Regions from separate parts of the Homo sapiens genome. Here region 2 is linked to region 1. The links are chromatin contacts, found by POLR2A ChIA-PET in ENCODE. All regions are on one chromosome and are shown on one strand. The core of a region is the stretch at or near the end of the contact, and the rest is flanking DNA. Distances in the headings are between cores, read along the strand shown.

Region 1 (4,795 bases), core at 1,904-4,403:
TTCAGCTCCTGACCCTGCCGTTCTCCTTGGCTGTTCCTCAAGCACACCCACTCACTCTCACCTCAGGCCATCACTCCCCACCAGGAACAGTCCCTCATGAAACAGGTCCTGCCCACAGCAACCTCCTCCCACCCTTCCCTGGCCTGCTCCATCCTCTCTCTGCCCTCTCCCATGCGCCACCCGCATCTGCCCATCTGTTTCTCATCGGACCCCCCACCTTGACTGTGCAGGAACCCTGAAAGCAGGGCCTCTGAATAAACCCCAGGGCCTGGCTCGGAGAAGGGGTCACCGCCTGCTCCATGAGCCAAGAAGATACAAACACAAGAATCGACTTGTTGACAACTAGCGGGACTTCCCCCAGAGAACAGCCAGGGGGCTCCCTTTGAATGTCGAGGGGCTGCTTAAGTTAGGAGCTGCACGTTAAGGGGTTATCTCTGTCTCTGTCCAAGCCAGCTGTCATCTTCCACGAGGCAGGGTCTGCCCTGAAGAGGACCCGCTAGCTGAGAGCGGCCATGTTCCCACCAGCATCCAGTTTCTCATTCCTGCACCATGCACTGCTCCCTGGCGACGTTCCAGAAGGTGGATACAGTCATGAACAAGACAGTGCAGGGCCCACCTCATCTTAAGGACTCACCGTCAACCAAGGAAGGAAAACCAATAAGAAACAATGCATTCTGAACTTCTTTTCCTAGCCGTTTTGAAATACATAACCCAGGGTGGTGTAAGAATGACACAGGGTAGGGACTAGGGGGCTCTCTGTGGAGCTGACATTACAACCAAGGCCTGAATTACCAGACAGTAAATGATGCTGACTCAGGAGGCCAAGGCAAGGCTCCAGTAAGAAGCTGTTCCTTCCTCCAAATTCCCCAGGTCGTCACTGGCCACACACCACGGCCTGTGTCTGTCTTCCCCTTTAGACTCGTGTTCTCAACCTGAGCAACTCTGCCACCCAGGGGACACTCGGCAACACGGGAGACACTTTAGGTTATCACATCTAGAAGCATCTGGTGGGTGGAGGCCAGGGAGGCTGCTCAAATACCCTTCAGTGTGCAGGACGGCACCTCGCCATAAAGAACAGTCTGGCCCCCAAAGCTGAAGACACCCTGCGCCAAAGGCTGCCCGAGGCTGGGACTCTCTTATTCACCTTCCTTACCACCTATGGGCCACTCCCTACTTGTCAGTAGCTGGCAGGCTTTGTGATAAAATTGGGGGGGGAAAAAGATACTTCAAAACAGTCAAACTAGAAAAACTAAGCAACAGAGAATACTGGCCAGGCGTGGTGGGTCACACCTGTAATCCCAAAACTTTGGGAGGCCAAGGCAGGAGGATCACTTGAGTCCAGCCTGGACAACATGGTGAAACCCTGTCTCTGTTTTAAAAATGTAAAAAAGGCCAGGCACAGTGGCTAACGCCTGTAATCTCAACACTTTGGGAGGCTGAGGTGGGGGATCACTTGAGGTCAGGGGTTCGAGACCAGCCTGGCCAACATGGTGAAAACCTGTCTCTACTAAAAATACAAAAATTAGCTGGGTGTGGTGGCACATGCCTGTAATAGCAGCTACTTGGGAGGCTGAGGCAGGAGAATGACTTGAACCTCAGAGGCGGAGGCTGCAGTGAGCTGAGATCACGCCATTGTACTCTAGCCTGGGTGACAGTGAAATGGTGTCTCAAAATTAAAAAATAATTCAATTAAAGTAAAAAAAAAAAAAAAAAGAACTTTGGGAGGCCGAGGTGGGCAGATCATGAGGTCAGGGGATTTCGAAACCAGCCTGACCAACATGGTGAAATCCCATCTCTACTAAAAATACAAAAATTAGCTGATAGTGGTGGCAGGCACCTGTAATCCCAGCTACTCAGGAGGCTGAGGCAGGAGAATCACTTGAACCCGGGAGGCAGAGGATGCAGCGAGCCAAGATCGTGCCATTGCACTCCAGCCTGGGCAACACAGCGAGACTCTGTCTCAAAAAAAAAAAAAAAAAAGATGGCCAGGTGCAGTGGCTCATGCCTGTAATCCCAGTACTTTGGGAGGCCGAGGCAGGCAGATCACGTGAGGTCGGGAGTTCAAGACCAGCCTGACCAATATGGAGAAACCCCGTCTCTACTAAAAATACAAAATTAGTCGGGCGCGCTGGTGCATGCCTGTAATCCCAGTTACTCAGGAGGCTGAGGGAGGAGAATCGCTTGAACTGGGGAGGCAGAGGATGCGGTGAGTCGAGATTGTGTCATTGCACTCCAGCGTGGGTAAAGAGCGAAACTCTGAAACTCTGTCACAAAAAAAAAAAAAAAGAAAGAAAAGAAAGAAAGAAAGAATATCACCAGGGCCTCTGTGTGTGGGAAACCCTGTGAGGCTTTCAGACGATGGCCTCTCAAAGGACTCCAGGGAGCCGAAAGCTCAAAGGACTCCTGAAGCCACGCGAGTCATGGCCTGGACCTGGGATATCTCTCATGTTTCTGTCCTGAAGCCACACAAACAACAGCCCAGACTGCTGGGAAACAGGGCTGGAAACCTGACAGCACCTGTGTCAATATCAACTGGAAGCCAGTGGGCTCCCAGGGGCCCCCGAAGAGAACAAACTTCTACACCTAAGCCTGGAAATGACTGTTCCCAGGCTGCAGCACGATGACCAAGGCCCTGCTGAGTAGCTACTAAGTGAAAGTTCTTTTCAAGCCTTTCCCCAAGTCGATGGGTCTGCACCGTCATCATTGTCACCTAAGCCACCTACGGGGAGACAAGACTGCCAGCCCTCCACGGTTGGGGACCCGCAGCTACTTAAAGGAAGAGCCAACTCCAAATACAACCAGTGTGGCGCCTGTCAAGATCTAGCCCTGAAAGCCGAGTTACTCCACGGGCAGGGACTCTGCTGAAAGGCAATTTCCACATGCAGGACGCACAGTTCACATCTTTTCACTCTGGCTCTTTCTGAGTGAGTGACAGGAACGAGACCCAGAGTTTCCACAGCATTCAGGCTCTGCAAAGTGCTCTGGTGGACGCTGCTATTGCAAATGAGCTTGGCTTTCTCCCGCAGTCGTGACTGTTCTGGAGATCAGTCTTGCTAAGGCTTTCATGGTCTAAGACACAAGCAGTACATCTGGATCCTGGGGCTTCATTTGCAAACAGGAAATGGAAGGCTCTTCAGAGTTCAGTGGCCACACGCTTCCAAGTTCCCCTTTAAAGCTGAGATTCAGCTGGGTGCGGTGGCTCACACCTGTAATCCCAGCACTTTGGGAGGCAGAGGTGGGCGAATCACGGGGTCAGGAGTTCGAGACCAGCCTGACCAACATGGCGAAACCCCCATCTCCACTAAAAATACAAAAAAATTAGCCGGGCATGATGAAGCGTGCCTGTAATCCCAGCTACTCAGCACGCTGAGGCAGGAGAATCTCTTGAACCCAGGAGGTGGAGGTTGCAGGGAGCCGAGATTGCGCCACTGAACTCCAGCCTGGGTGACAGAGCGAGACTCCTTCTCAAAAAAGGCAAAAAAAAAACCCTGAGACTCGCTCCTTGGCTTTCAGGAGACAACAGGCTGATGGCAGAGAGGGTCTTGCACAGAGAAGCAGCAGAATTTTTTTTTTTTTTGAGACGGAGTCTTGCTCTGTCACCCAGGCTACAGTGCAGTGGCACAATCTCTGCTCACTGCAACCTCCGCCTCCCAGGTTCAAGCAATTCTCATGCCTCAGCCTCCCAAGTAGCTGGGATTACAGGCATGCTCCACTGCGCCTGGCTGATTTTTGTACTTTTAGTAGAGACAGGGTTTCACCATGATGGCCAGGCTGGTCTTGAACTCCTGACCTTGTAATCTACCCATCTCGGCCCCCCAAAGTGCTGGGATTACAGGCGTGAGCCACTGCGCCTGGCCGAGAAGCAGCAGAATTGACACACACCTTGCACATGGAATTAATACAAAAGCACTGCCACATTACCCTTCGCTGTTCTCTTTCCAACTGACTGCGGAGTGTCAGATCCCTAATTGATTGGACGCTCTATCATCTCTTCCATCAAAGAAGACCTACCAAGTGCTTCCAGCAGTAGATTCTGACACTCCCTGCTAAAACTCTCGAGGCAAGGACTGGAGGAGGTTGGGAGAGCTGGTCCACTTACACCGGTGGTTCTCAACAGGGGCACTTTTGCCCCCCAGGGAGACACCTGGCAATGTCTGGAGACATTTCTGGCTGTCAGAACTGAGTGAAGGTCTGGTAGGTACACGCTACAGATCCTGCTAAACACCCCACAATGCACTGGGAAGCCCCCAACAGCAAAGAATTATGCCTTAAATGGGAAATAGTGTTGAGGTGGAAAAAATGACAATGGTCATCTTATAAAAGGAAATCTTAAGTAGGCTTTCTTTTTCTCAGAGGCGCTAGTAAGCTCAAGCATGAAGAGACTGCAGAGATAGAAGGGGCAGTGAGCCAGGCACAGTGGCTCACTCCTGTAATCCCAGCACTGTGGGAGGCCAAGGTGGGCACATCGCTTGAGGCCAGGAGATCGAGACCAACCCTGGGCAACATAGTGAGACCCTGTCGCTACAAAAAAAATAAATAAATTAGCTGGCCGTGGTGGTGCACGCCTGTAGTCCTAGCTACTTAGGAGGCTGAGACGGGAGGATCACTTGAGCCCAGGAGGTTGAGGCTGCAGTGAGATATGATGGCACCACTGCACTCCAGCCTGGGCAACAGAGTGAGAACCTGTCTTAAAAAAAAAAAAAAAAAAGGAGGCTGGGCACGGTGGCTCACGCCTGTAATCCTAGCACTTTGGGAAGCTGAAGCAGGCAGATCACTTGAGGTCAGGAGCTCAAGA
Region 2 (4,846 bases), core at 1,507-4,006, 1.2 Mb before region 1:
GAAGTCTTGCTCTGTTGCCCAGGCTGGAGTGCAGTGGCAGGATCTCGGCTCACAGTAACCTCTTCCTCCTGGGTTCAAGCGATTTCTCCTGCCTCAGCCTCTGTAGTAACTGAGATTACAGGCGTGCGCCACCACACCTGGCTAATTTTTGTATTTTTAGTAGAGACGAGGTTTCGCCATGTTGTCCAGACTGGTCTTGAACTCCTGACCTCAAATGATCTGCCCACCTCGGCCTCCCAAAGTGCTGGGATTACAGGCGTAAGCCACCGTGCCTGGATGATAAGTAAATATTTTTTTACATTAAAAAAATGCCTAAACCTGGATTTTTAGCACGTTGCAGGGGGCTCCCACCCAAGCCCAAGTTCTCAGAAGCTGGGAAAGGAATAATGCATCTCGGGGTGGAATGTTTGATGACCCCCAGCAGAGTGCCATCTCAAGAGCAGGGGTCTAGAGCCAAGGCTCAGGGTTCTAATCCTGCCTCTGCCTGGAAAACCACTTCGCCTATATGAGCCTCAGTTTCCCCATCTGTAAAACAGTGTTGGTACCCATGTCTTGGGGTTTGGGGTTAGTAAATGAATCTGTGGGAAGCCGAGTCAGGCCTATCGGTGTCTGTAGGTGGTGGAGCCTCTTCCCTCTGACAGGGATGGAAATTATAGAGATAAAATCAAAGAGAGGCCGGGTGCGGTGGCTCACGCCTGTAATCCCAGCACTTTGGGAGGCCAAGACAGGCAGATCACTTGAGGTCAGGGGTTCAAGATCACCCTGGCCAACATGGCGAAACCCCGTCTCTACTAAAGATACAAAAATTAGCCCAGTGTGGTGGTGTGTATCTGTAATCCCAGCTACTTTGGAGGCTGAAGCAGTAGAATTGCTTGAACATGGGAGGTAGAGGTTGCAGTGAGCAGGGATCGTGCCACTGCACCCCAGCCTGGGTGACAGAGTGAGACTCTGTCTCAAAACAAACAAACAAACAAACAAAGAGAGAGATGGAAGGTCAGGTTGCATCAGGAGGAAGCTGGCAATCTCTGTGACTCAGGGAGGTGCGGGGGCTCCCTCCTGGACCCTGGTCACCTCTGAACGTTCCACTGGTTTCTTCCAGTTTCTCCTTTACTGAGATCCCTCTGTCCCCAGAGTCTCAGTTTCCTCCCTTGTGAGATGGGCTCACACTGGTGCCCCTGAATCTTCTTCCTCCACCCATCCACCATCAAAATTGCTCCCACATCCGATCCCTTCTCATGAAGGTCCCTTCTCCCTGGTCCAGACTATCATTGCTCCTTAGGACCAGCAGTGGCACCCCTCTGTGGTCTCCTCGCTTCTCCCTTTATCCCCCACAGATACCCCCACCCTGGTATCCTGAGTCCGGCTTGTCCTTCTTCTGTCTAGAAGCCTCTGTGGCTCCCACCTTCCTCAGAGTAAAAGCCAAAGTTCTCCCCCCAGACCTCAAGGCCCTGCTTGGTCTCACGGCACCATCGCCTCTTCCCTCCCCACCCTGCTTAATCGACTTAGGCCACCTCAGCCTCCTCCAAGCTCCTCCGGTGAGTCAGACAGGCTCCTGCCTCGGGGCCTGTCTAAAGGCTGTGCTTTCCCGGGGACCATCTTCCCAGAGACGCCCATATGTCTCCCCTACCTCCTTTGGGTCTCAGTTCAATTGTCATCGTCACCCACACTCTCTCTCCCTCCTCTGCCATCAGGAATTTGTATCTCTGCCAGGCGCGGTGACTCATGCCTATAATCCCAGCACTTTGGGAGGCTGAGGTGAGCGAATCACTTGAGGTCAGGAGTTCAAGACCAGCCTGGCCAACATGGTGAAATCTCATCTCTGCTGAAAAATACAAAAATTAACTGTGTGGTGGTGGGAGCCTGTAGTCCCAGCTACCAATCCCAGCTACTTGGGAGGCTGAGGCGGGAGAATCACCTGAGCCTGGGAGGTGGAGGTTGCAGTGAGCTGAGATTGTGCCACACTGCACTCCAGCTTGGGCAACAGAATGAGACTCCGTCTAAAAAAAAAAAAAGAAAGAAAAAAAAAAGAATTTGTATCTCATTCATGGTGGTGTCGCTGGCTCCTGTACACAGCCGGGGCTTAATGAGTGTGCTCACAGATAATAATCTTATGCTGATAAAAAGAAATGTTTCCCCAGATGCCTGCTGTGCTTTAGGCCCTGGGCTGTGGTCTGGGGACACAGCCGGGGACAACTGAGAGCAATCTTGCCCTTGTAGGACTCATGGTCTGGGGACAAAGGTGGGACCCAGAGGACATTATGCACCTGAAGCGATGCATCTGTAATGTGGAATCAGGTGTTGAAAAGTGTGATGAATAAAGTAGAATACATGACCAGATGCAGCAGAGGGAGGGTGTTTCCTGATCAGGCAGTCCTGGAGGGCTTCCTGGAATAGGCGACATTTGGGGCCAAGGCCTGAATGAAGAGAGGGACATGCCCCTTTGCAGCAGCTCTGGTGGCCATGTGTTTCTCACTAGTTCACAGATAAGGAAACTGAGGCTCAGAGAGGTGAAGTCACTTGTCCAGCATCCCCAAATCCAAACTCCCCAGCCAGGAGCCTGCAATCCCCTTTCCCCATGGTGCCCAGTTGCAGATGGGCAAACCAAAGTCCAGAGCAGCGCCTCCACACCCCAAGGTCTCCCAGGAAGCTACTCGGCCCTCCTCCACCCTCCTTCTCCTCCCCCGCGCAGCTTTACTGGGGGACTTTCTCACAGGGAGGAAAAACAGCGACAGCTGGTTTCACAAGTAGGTGGCCCAAGCCGCAGACCGGTTTCGGTTTGCAAACAACTTCTGGCTCTGACTGCCTGCTGCTGGGCTGAGCAAACCCAGAGGTAAGAGCCCCGTATCAATCCATAAGAGGAAATGGGCACCAATCTGTCAGCTCAGGGTCTGGCTCATGGGCAGCAGGGCCAGGAGATGGGGGTGCACTGAACCCTCATCTCCACTTAGTCTTTTTTTTTTTTTTTTTTGAGAAGAGTCTTGCTCTGTCGCTCAGGCTGGAGTACAGTGGCGCGATCTCAGCTCACTGCAACCTCTGCCTCCCAGGTTCAAACTCACTGCAGCCTCAGCCTCCAAAGTAGCTAGGACTACAGGCACACGCCACCACGCTTGGCTAATTTTTGTATTTTTAGTAGAGACAGGGTTTCACCATGTTGCCCAGGCTGGTCTCAAATTCCTTACCTCAAGTGATCTGCCTGCCTCAGCCTCCCAAAGTGCCAGGATTACAGACATGAACCACTGCGCCCAGCCTCCACTTATTTTTTATTTTATTTTATTTTTTTTGAAACAATCTCACTCCATCACCCAGGCCGGAGTGCAGTGGCGTGATCTCGGCTCACTGCAACCTCCGCCTCCCAGGGTTCAAGCAATTCTCCTGCCTCAGCCTCCTGAGTAGCTGGGATTACAGGCATGCGCCACTACGCCCAGCTAATTTTTGTATTTTTGGTAGAGATGGGGTTTTGCCATGTTGGCCAGGCTGGTCTCGAACCCCTGACCTCAGCTGAACCGCTCTCCTCGGCCTCCAAAAGTGCTGGGATTATAGGCATCAGCCACAGCACCTGGCCCTTCACTTAGTCTTAATCACTCATCCAATCAACAATCAATGCTTATTTTATGCTTTGCTGTATTCCTGCATTTTATTATTCTCCCAGTACACTGGTACTAAGTGTTTAGTGTGTACCAGGTATTAGCTCATTTAAACATCTCAAACCACTGGAAAGAATCAACCCAGGCAATTATCTTGATTTCAGACTTCTCTCCAAAACTGGGAGAGAATAAATTTCTGTTGTCTGGAGCCCCCCAGGTTGTGCAAATTTGTTACATTAGCCCCAGGAAACTTACACAGCCCCCTCTCCAACCCCAAGTAAAAACTCACCTGTCCTCCTGCAGGTCCTCCAGGTCTGAGAGGGTAGTGCTTACCTCCGGCACTCTGGCCAGGAGCAGGAAGGTATTTCTCTTTGCGGATTTCTGGAGCATGTGGGTTGTGGACTCAGAGACACTTGGAAACTCCAGAGGTTTTTCCCAAGTGTCAGCAGCATGCACCCTCCCACAGCCATTTGTGAGTTTCTCATGAATACATCTTGGGGAATCACTTGGTATTGGTGGATTTTGTAGCTTTTGCCAATCAAATGGCATCTACCTGGTGTTTTAATTTGCATCTTCCTGATCCTCAGTAAATGTTGATCATCTCTTTGCCACTTGTGCTTCCTCCTTCGTGAATTCCTACTCTGTGTTCTTTGTGGTGTTCATTATAGGAATTCTTTATATATGTTTGACAGTATTCCTCCATCCATTGAGTATATTGCACATATCTTCCCCTAATTTGTAACTTGTCTTTTTGTTTTGTTTTGAGACTGAGTCTCACTCTGTCACCCAGGCTGGAGTGCAGTGGCATGATCTCAGCTTACTGCAATCTCCGCTTCCCGGGTTCAAGTGATTCTCTTTCCTCAGCCACCTGAGTAGTTGGGATTACAGGTGCCTGCCATCATGCCTGGCTAATTTTTGTATTTTTAGTAGAGATGGGGTTTCACCATGTCGGCCAGGCTGGTCCCGAACTCCTGACCTCAGGTGATTCACCCACCTCAGCCTCCCAAAGCGCTGGGATTATAGACGTGAGCCACCGTGCCTGGATGGCATTATAGGAATTATTTATGTAGGTTTGATAGTATTCCTCCATCTGTTGAGTATATTGCAAATACCTTCCCCTAATTTGTAACTAGTCTTTTTGTTTTGTTTTGAGGTGAAAACTCCCTCTGTGGTCCGGCTGGAGTGCAGTGGCGTGGTCTTGGCTCACTGCAACCTCCGCCTCCCAGATTCAAGAGATTCTCCTGCTTCAGCCTCCCGAGTAG

The links. ChIA-PET counts read pairs that join two places held with the same protein, here RNA polymerase II (POLR2A).
Region 2: POLR2A ChIA-PET joins it to region 1 with 12 read pairs in activated naive CD4-positive, alpha-beta T cell. The contact joins two enhancer-like sites. POLR2A ChIA-PET finds 5 or more read pairs at or near these places in 2 of 52 experiments (CD4-positive, alpha-beta T cell and activated naive CD4-positive, alpha-beta T cell).

What each region holds. Positions count from the first base shown.
Region 1 is chr19:16,832,414-16,837,208 of GRCh38, reverse strand. The region is part of intron 3 of SIN3B (SIN3 transcription regulator family member B); the gene reads right to left. Among named protein-coding and RNA genes, the nearest start is that of SIN3B, 5.4 kb to the right of the region's middle. RefSeq lists enhancers at 58-559, 2,859-2,948. Within about 2 kb of position 3,153, at least 5 of the 41 ENCODE cell types and tissues checked have a DNase peak (open chromatin) inside an H3K27ac peak, as active enhancers do.
Region 2 is chr19:18,043,066-18,047,911 of GRCh38, reverse strand. No RefSeq gene overlaps it. Among named protein-coding and RNA genes, the nearest start is that of ARRDC2, 37 kb to the right of the region's middle. Within about 2 kb of position 2,756, at least 35 of the 41 ENCODE cell types and tissues checked have a DNase peak (open chromatin) inside an H3K27ac peak, as active enhancers do.